Linked DNA regions of Homo sapiens: region 1 is linked to region 2. The links are chromatin contacts, found by Hi-C or POLR2A ChIA-PET in ENCODE. All regions are on one chromosome and are shown on one strand. Each heading gives the region's core, a stretch centred on a gene start or an enhancer-like site at or near the end of the contact. The rest is flanking DNA. Distances are from core to core; before and after follow the strand shown.

The links. Hi-C counts contacts between places; a loop is a spot of excess contacts on that map. ChIA-PET counts read pairs that join two places held with the same protein, here RNA polymerase II (POLR2A). Pooled maps may share reads with other maps.
Region 1: a loop to region 2 is called in a pooled map, with 15 times the contacts of the local background. The contact joins the enhancer-like site here to the promoter of ZSWIM7 in region 2. A Hi-C loop is called at or near these places in 2 of 168 maps with a recorded cell type or tissue (OCI-LY7 and naive thymus-derived CD4-positive, alpha-beta T cell), 9 of 37 single-sample maps with no recorded cell type and 12 of 50 pooled maps. POLR2A ChIA-PET finds 5 or more read pairs at or near these places in 4 of 52 experiments (A673, CD4-positive, alpha-beta T cell, PC-9 and 1 more).

The regions. Positions count from the first base shown.
Region 1 is chr17:16,518,469-16,522,950 of GRCh38, reverse strand. No RefSeq gene overlaps it. Among named protein-coding and RNA genes, the nearest start is that of LRRC75A, 29 kb to the right of the region's middle. RefSeq lists an enhancer at 1,610-1,659. Within about 2 kb of position 1,535, at least 3 of the 41 ENCODE cell types and tissues checked have a DNase peak (open chromatin) inside an H3K27ac peak, as active enhancers do.
Region 2 is chr17:15,996,645-16,001,286 of GRCh38, reverse strand. It overlaps ZSWIM7 (zinc finger SWIM-type containing 7), which reads left to right and starts at 1,583. Exons shown (of 5, transcript NM_001042697.2): 1 at 1,583-1,768. The coding sequence starts at 1,693. It overlaps TTC19 (tetratricopeptide repeat domain 19), which reads right to left and starts at 1,463. Exons shown (of 10, transcript NM_017775.4): 1 at 1,255-1,463; 2 at 1,042-1,169. The coding sequence starts at 1,438. RefSeq lists silencers at 1,110-1,499, 1,850-2,009 and an enhancer at 1,620-1,709.

The DNA.
Region 1 (4,482 bases), core at 286-2,785, 520 kb before region 2:
CAGCCAATACCAAGAGATAGGCAGATAGAGCTCTGCACCACCACCCCTCAACTCCCTGTAGAGCCATCACTTTAGAAAGCTTGCAATTATAAAGCCTTTCTTTGCTCTTTGGGATATAAAACTACCACCCAAAACTGTTTCCTCCAGGACCTGAGAGTCTTCTCTTTAAAATGCAAGGCTTCAGGGAGATAATTCTGTCTCTCCTAGTCTGTAGGGGAGGCTGAGGGCCTAACTGTGGGCACCTTGCTCCAACCTGCACCACTGCCCCGTCACAAAGACATGAGAAGTGTGTGTGTCCTTCAGATAGACAGCAGTCAACAAACCCAGGTGGCCTGACATGGCCTAACCCTATTCACACCTTTAGTGCCTTTCCCTGAGCACACCCCACCTTTAAAAGTCTCCAGCCTTTTGTTTTGGAGAAGTTGAGTTCAATCCACACTGGTCTCTCTTCCTTGCTGCCATAGTATTGCTGAATAAAACCTGTGTTCACCATCTTGACCAGTGTCGGTCGGCATCGTTTATCTGGGATAGTGTCATAACAAAACCTAACCTCTCCTGACTGATAGTTAGTTGTCATTCTTACTCTTTTTATTATTATTGCCGAAGGTGATGATTTCTGGAGGAGCCTGAGCTCTTTCTCTTTCCCCTTCTCCCAGCTTCCCTTCTCCACTACATCTCCGTTATTGCATCAATTTCAGGAATACAGCTCCCAATAAATGGAAACAGTAGGACAATTTCAGTAATCATTTTCAGAATTTCTAGAGTCTTCACTGTAACTATTTTTTAGTTTCAGAGCTACTTGTTTCCCAAAATAAATCAAATCAGAGAAAACACATCTCTAGAATTAATTTTTTTTTTTAAGACAGGGTCTCTCACTGTTACCCCAGCTGGAGTGCAGTGGCACAATCACTGCTCACTGAAATCTTGAACTCCTGGGCTCAAGCACCCAGGCTTCTAAGTAGCTGGGACTACAGGTGCATGCCACCACATCAAGCTAATTTTATTTAATAGTACAGAGGAGGTGTCACTATGTTGCTCAGGCTGGTCTCAAACTCCTGGACTCACGTTATCCTCCCACTTTGGCCTCCCAGACTGCTAGGATTACAGGTGTGAACTACTGTGCCTGGCCTAGAGTGAATCTTTAGAATCCACCTCTACTGTGATGTGTCAATATAAGTTAGCAAGAACCAGTGACTTCTGAGTATATGAGTTCCAAACTTCGACATTTCCAAAGTCCCACCTCTGATGGCATTTGTAGGTGACCCCTTAGAGAAAACTTACAGTGTTCTCGCAGGTGCCAAAATTTATGCTGCTTTTTGCCCAACAGTTGGTTAGATATCTCAAGCAACTAAGAGCGTACTGCCATGGATTATGCCTTAAAGTAATGACGGTGCATTTACCAAACCACTCTTCCCTCTCTTACCCTCCAAAAAAATTGCTGTTCTCTCCAGGGCAGCCACAGCTGGAGGGGACGCTAGCTAATCCTCTTATCCCACCACTAGATGGCAGGACAGTCCAGTCTGGCAAATCTCTCTGCCCTGCCTGAACTTCGATGTCCACATCTTTAGTGAAGAGTCTTCCTAACAGAAATGTACTTCCTGGTTAAACATTAGTTTGGACTCAGAGAGCAGACAGGCTCAGATTCAGGCTGAGCCTCCTCCAAGGCAGACAGGTGTTCTCCTGAGGTGCCATTAGGGTTGTACTCATGTGGAGTGAGACGGGGCAAAGCGGAGAGGGAACCAGGGAAGGGAAAGAATTGGTGCTGATCAGATGTCCTGGAGCTTAACTTGCCTGCAGTCTGATGGGTTAGTATGGCAAAGTGGGGCCTGGAAGCCTCAACTCTCTATACCCATATAACCCCTCCACCCCATCCCTCTGCCTCCTGAAGACCCCTGTACAGCAGAGGCCAGTCCCAACAAGGAGGCCAGCACCAGGCTCCCCATCCTCTCTGCTCCAACTCTGTGGGTGTTTAACACACCAAAAGCAAGACTTCTACCAGCCAGGACCCTCTGTGAGCCCCCAGCCAGGAGACAGGCTCTGGGTTCTGAGATGAGGGAAGACGCCGGCATGATGTATGCACCAGCCTTGGGACTCCTAGCAGTACTTCCTTTCTGACACACTATTTTTTCAAAACATCATCCCATCCCTTGACTCAATGCTCTCACTAAGGCCAAGCGCCACGAGGTGACTGTGCCAGAAGCTCCCCAGCCAGTCGGAGCAGCACTGAGATCAGCAGATCCCAGGATCCTACCTCCCAACCTGTTGTCTTCCCAGCACACTGGACTATAGAGAAGACACCCTTGTGATTTGCTACAGGACCCTGCCCCAGCCTCCCTATCAACCTGCACAGTGGTGAGATGCAGTGAGGGCTTCTAGATTATGATCCGGACTAGGATCAGATTGGTCTGGTCTGATGACCCTCTCGGACACTTACTAGCTATGTGACCTTGGGCATGTAGTTTAACCTGTCTGTGCTTTGATGCCTCATCTGTAACATGTGAATTCTTATTGTATCTATGTTTCAAGGCTGTTGTAAGGATAAAATGAGATTGTGTGTGTTAAGGGCTTCCCACAATACCTGACATACAGTGCTCTGTAAATGGCAGAATCAAAAGTTGGATCGAAAATTTAATAGATAGCCACAAAAACAAACAACCCAACCTAAAAATGAGGAAAGACCTGGCCGGGCGCAGTGGCTCACGCCTGTAATCCCAGCACTTTGGGAGGCTGAGGCGGGCAGATCACGAAGTCAGGCGATCAAGACCATCCTGGCCAGCAGGGTGAAACACAGTCTCCTCTGAAATACAAAAAAAATAAGCCCAGTGTGGTGGTGTGTGCCTATAGTCCCAGGTACTCAGGAGACTGAGGCAGAGGAATAGCTTGAACCCGGGAGGCGGAGCTTGCAGTGAGCCGAGATCGCGCCACTGCACTCCAGCCTGGGCAACAAGAGTCAAACTTCCTCTCAAAAAAAAAAAAAAAAAAAAAAAAATGAGGAAAGACCTTTAACAGACATTTCTCCGAAGAAGATATACAAGTGGCCAACAAGCACATGAAAATGTACTCAACATCACTAATCACCAGGGAAATGCAAATCAAGACCACAATGAGAAATCACCTCATACCTGTTAGGATAGCCATTATTGAAAAACAAAACAAAAATCATAAAACGAGGGTTGATGAGGATGTGGAGAAATCGAAGCCCTTGTGCACCATTGGTAAGACTGCGATATGGCCCAGCCACTATAAAAACAGTATGGGCTGGGCACAGTGGCTCAGCCAATAATCCCAGCACTTTGGGAGGCTAAGGCGGGAGGATTGCTTGAGCCCAGAAGTTCAGGACCAGCTTGGACAACACAGTGAGACCCTATCTTTACAAAAAATAAAAAATTAGTCAGACGTGATGGCACACACCTGTAGTCCCAGCTACCTGGGGATCTGAGGTAGGAGGAGGCTTGAGCCTGGGAATTTAAGGCTACATTGAGCTATGATCAAGCCATTGGGCAACAGAGCAAGATCTTGTCTCATAAATAGATAAACAGAGACTCTTCAAAAAATTAAAAATAGAATTATCAAATGATCTAGCATTCCCACTTCTGAGTATATACCCAAAAGAATAGAAAGCAAAGTCTCAATGAAACATTTGTATATCCACATTCATAATAAGATCATTCACAGTAGACAAAAGGCAGAAGCAACCCAAGAGTGCATTAATAGATGAATGGGCAAAGAAAGTGTGGTTCATGCATACAAAGGAATATCATTCAGCCTTAAAAAGGAAAAAAATTCTGACACATACTATAGCATGAATGGACCTTGAAGACATTTGTTGTCAAATAAGCCAGTCACACAAGGACAAATACTGCATGATTCCATTTATATGGAATCTAAAGCAAAAAAAAAAAAAAAACCTCATAGAAGCTGAAAGCTGAAAGCTTGTTACCAGGGCTTGGGGAGGAGAGATGGGGAGCTGATGCTCAATGCATGTGGAGTTTCGGTCACACAAGATGAGAAAGTTCTAAAGTTAACAAGCCTGTACTCTACACTTACAAATTTGTTAAGAGGGTAGATTTCATCTTACATGTTTTTCACCACAATAAAAAAAAGACCGAGGCCAGGCGCGGTGGCTCATGCCTGTAATCCTAGCACTTTGGGAGGCCGAGGCGGGCCGATCATCTGAGGTCAGGAGGTCGAGACCAGCCTGACCAACATGGAGAAACCCCGTCTCTACTAAAAATACAAAATTATCCGGGTGTGGTAGTGCATGCCTGTAATACCAGCTACTCAGGAGGCTGAGGCAGGAGAATCGCTTGAACCTGGGAGGTGGAGGTTGTGGTGAGCCGAGATCGCGCCATTGTACTCCAGCCTGGGTGACAGAGCAAGACTCCGTCTCCAAAAAAAACAAAACCGAGAGAGAGCTGTCCCCTTGCAAGTCTTAAGGCAGCCACACTCTTCCCATCTAAGCCTAACTTCCCTCCCCTGCCA
Region 2 (4,642 bases), core at 334-2,833:
CAAGGTATATGCTGGTTTAGATCATGTGGGGTGTTGCAAGCCAAGGCAAGGAGTTTGTATTTTATCATAAATGCAGTGGGTAGCCATTCAGAGCTTTCTGACAAGGAGATGACATAATCCAATTTACTCTTTTTTTTTTTGGTCGCTTTGGTTTCTGCATGGAGAATAGATTGCAAGAGGCCAGGAGGCCAGGAAAGACTACTGGAGCATAGTTGGTGGCAATGATGGTTTGCACTAGGGTGACAGCAAGGGAGATAGACAAAAGGGGAAAGATTTGAGAAATATTTTGCATTTGTTGGCAACAGGACTTGTTGCTGGACTGTAAGTGTATTGGAAGGCAATGGTAAGGTACCACAAGTTTTAAGAATGACTATGAGGTTTTTAGGCTGAAAAACTGATGGTAGTAAAGAGATGGCGAAAGCGTATGTTGAGGAGGCATTAAAGATCGTTTAGTTTTGGGCATGTTAAATCTGAGAGGTAGGTATGGTCCTAAAGTGCAAATGGCATGTCAGTAGCACACTACAGAATGGAAATACAAATTTGGACGTTGTTGGCATCGAGTAGGTATTTAGCTCAATGGAAGAGATGAGATAACTTGGGAAAAGAGGAGGAAAAAAAAATAGAAAAGGATGTGGAGAAAAGGAAGAATTCAGGAGGAGAACCGAACCGCATAACCAACACTAAGTTGCCATTTTCAGGCCGCTATATACGTGCGAAATTATGTCATTTCAGATAGGCTGGTTAATTGATAAAACCACTACAAAACGTTCCCGATATTTCGTTTGCATAAAGCGTGATGCCTAGGGCGCCATCTCCATTTGCACTTGACACTGCAGAGGTTTTACTGCAGGCCTTAGAGTCGGAAAAGCCTGGATGGATTCCAATCCCCTCTCGGATGACCCACCTCATTCTCGGCAATTTTACCCGCGGAGCCTCCATCCACTCTTCGGCGAGGCGGAGAGAGTAATGCGCAGCAACGCCAAGACCCCGCTCACAAAGGCTACCGCGCTCGGCCGGGCGCAGGGCCCGGAGCCGCCTCACCTTGGCTCGCTTCAGCAGCTGGATGATCTCTGCCTCGGCCTCGTCCGCCCCGTCCTCGGCAGCGGCCCCGTCGGCTCCCTGCTGCTCCTCCTCCTCTGCCGCAGCGGGCCTCGAGAACCAGGCGAGCGCTGCGGGAAGGGGCTCTGAGGTCATCGGGCCCGGCCCGCGCCCCTGTCCCCGCCCGGCCGGCCCCGCCCGGCCCGCGCCCCTCACCTGCCAGCAGCGGCAGCAGGCCTGGGCCCCGGCCGTGCGGCGCGACTCGGGATGGCGGCACCTGCACCTCGGGCCCCGGACCTCCTGCCAGCCCCGGGAGCAGGCGCGCGGAGCAGCCCCGGCACCGCCGCCCCGCGGCCCGCAGGAAGCCTCGGCCCAGGCTCCAGCTCAGGAGCCGGAACATGCTCCCGCCGCGTCCTCTGCGCACTGCAGGCCAGACGCGCTCCTGGCCCCCGACCACGCGCCGAGCGCCCTCCGGATTGGCCGGGCCCTGACGACTGAGCAGGACATCCCTGCGTCCGCACGCGCGATGACGCGCCCCGACGTCACTCCGTCTCGCCCTGCCCCGGCGGGGGGTCAGGATCCTCCACAGGTAGGCGCAGTCAGCTGGAGCGTCGCGGCGGTCCGCCGGTCGTGGAGGGCGTGTCCTGCGGCGCGATGGCCGTAGTGTTGCCGGCGGTTGTGGAGGAGCTCCTGAGCGAGATGGCGGCGGCGGTGCAGGAGAGCGCGCGAAGTACGGGACCGAGGTCGTGTGTGGCTGCGCCATGGGCGCGGGCGGGGCATCCGGGCACCGCCGGGCCGGGAGGCAGGAGGCGGGGTGTCCGGGCCTGGCCCTGCCTTTTTTCCATGTGGTTCTCTAAACCTCTTGTTCGTAAAAAGACAAAAAAACAAAACAACAAAAAAGCGAAATTGGAACAAGTAAAAGTCAAATCGATTCAGCAAATATTTACGGTACAGCGCAGTTGCAGGAGCCCCTCCGTCGGAGCGAGTAGGCCAGTGGGGACCGAAGTGCTGAGAGCTGGCCGGGTCGCTGGGAGGGGTCCCCGCCCGGGGGTGGAAGGGACGGGAGCCTACAGTGAGTGATAGAAACGTGGAGTTCTTGATTATTTTACACGAAATTTTGAATTATTAAACTTCTTTTTCTCAAATTCTGATGTTAACATTAAAGTTAATGCTTCCATACACTTTAAAAAGTAGGCCCAGCGCAGTGGCTCACTCCCGTAATCCCAGCACTTTGGGAGGCCGAGGCAGTTGGATTACCTAAGGTCAGGAGTTCGAGACCAGCCTGGCCAACATGGTGAAACTTCGTCTCTACTAAAAATACAAAAAATTAGCTGGGCGTGGTGGCGGGCGCCTGTAATTCCAGCTACTCAGGAGGCTGAGGCAGGAGAATCGCTTGAACCCGGGAGGCGGAGGTTGCCGTGAGCCGAGATCGCGCCATTGCACTCCAGCCTGGGCAACAAGAGCGAAATTCCATCTCAAAAAAAAAAAAAAAAGCATTTTAAGAGCCACAAAACCTAAATGCATATGCAATCGTTGGAGTAAATCTGGGTATTGTGAAAGCACCATTTTTTTTCTGACCAGCAGAGGGTACTCTTTGGCTATGCTCACCAAAATCACTTGAGAAGGGTTGATCTCAAGATGTGTTCAGAGTATGCTAGGATAAGATCAAATCAAATTTGATATACTCAAAATGCATTGACTAATGAACTACTCTTAGGATGTAAAAATGGCCACCTTATAAATAACAGCCATATCAGGCCCCCAAACTGCCATCGCTTATTCAACTTGGATGGCTTTTGTTTTAAAAGTACTGTACTGCATTTTGAAAGGGTTTATCTTGAGTTACTGTTTTTAAGGAACTGAGAAAAATAAGCCAACTTTGTTTCCTCATCTCAGTCAAAATTAAGGAGACTTAAGTATATGTGCTTGAAAGATTAGTGCAGCCAAGTATTCAAACATACTTGTTTCCAAAAAGGATGGGAAAAAAGCCAACTGATGTTAGCTTATACAATTGTTCTGGGCTCTCAGATTTGATGGCCTGAGGGTTTGGAATGCTGTCACTTTAAACAATAATCGCCAGAACTGTTCTGTGTCTGAATAGGTTAATCCATACACTGACAGTAGTTTGGGTTGGTTTGTTTTTTTTTTTTAGACAGAGTCTTGCTCTGTCTCCCAGGCTGGAGTGCAATGGGCGATCTCAGCTCAGTGCAACCTCCGCTTCCCAAGTTCAAGTGATTCTCCTGCCTCAGCCTCCCAAGTAGCTGTGACTACAGGCGCATGCCACCACACCCGGCTAATTTGTGTATTTTTAGAAGAGACGGGGTTTCACCATATTGGCCAGGCTGGTCTCAAACTCCTGACCTTGTGATACGGACACCTCAGCCTCCCAAAATGCTGGGATTACAGGCGTGAGCCACCGTGCCCAGCCAGTTTTGGGTTTTTTCCCTCCAACAAGAAGGTTCACAAGACACATTGACAGTCCTGAAGGGGGCATAATCATTGCCCCTGACACCCATGGTTCAGACACAGGAACCAATGCTGTTGATTCATGTTTATTTTCAGAAGCCCTGTTTTCTGTCTTTTTCAAAATCTTTTTTCTATTAATATATAGTTATGCACCCTTCCTAACCCCCATTCTTCAGTGGTAATTTTTTTAGATCAAGATTCCAAGTTTTATTTGTATGATGATATATAAACTAGTCACAGTGGAACCATGTAGGAAGCTATGATTACTTTTTGTTTTCTTTGTAACTTTTGGATTTCCCTGGAGTTACAACTATCTTGGTTTTGTTTATGTGCTTATTTAGTTTTTTACATATTTATTCCTACTTTAACCTCACATCCTTTACTAGTGTTCTCAATCTCCCCTCAAGATGTTCAGATGAACGAAGTATGTTATCAGTTTCACCTTCCTGAAGACATCTCTAGAGCCTTCGGACTTGCTTAATATGGACTGGCTGATCTCTCGGCTGTTTGCTGAGATCTCTCTTAACCATTATTATCTGGGAATTCTCTGTATCTTTGTTGGGTCCTATGTTTAGTATATCCTACAGTTTTCTTTTTCTCAGTTTACTACCTCTTTTTTTTTTTTTTGAGACAGTCTGTCACCCAGGCTGATGTGCAATAGCATGATCAAAGCTCACTGTAGCTTTGACCTCCTAGGCTCAGATGATCCTCCCACCTCAGCCTCCCAAGTGAGTATCTGGGACTGCAGGCACACAATACCACAGCTGGCTAGTTTTTTGTATTTTTTGTAGAGACAAGGTCTCACTATGTTGCCTAGGCTGGACTCGAAGTCTGGAGCTCAAGAGGTCCACCTGCCTTGGCTTCCCAAAGTGCCAGGATTACAGGCATGAGCCACCGCACCCGGCCCATGTAAAATTTTTTTTTTTTTTTTCGAGACAAGGTCTTGCTCTGTCACCCAGGCTGGAGTGCAGTGGCACAATCATAGGTCACTGCTCCCTCAACCTCCCAGGCTCAAGAGATCCTCTTGTCTCAGCCTCCTGAGTAACTGGTACCACAGGTGTGCACCACCATGCCCAGCTAGTTTTTGTATTGTTTGTAGAGACGGGGTTTCACTGTGTTGCCCAGGCTTACTACCTTA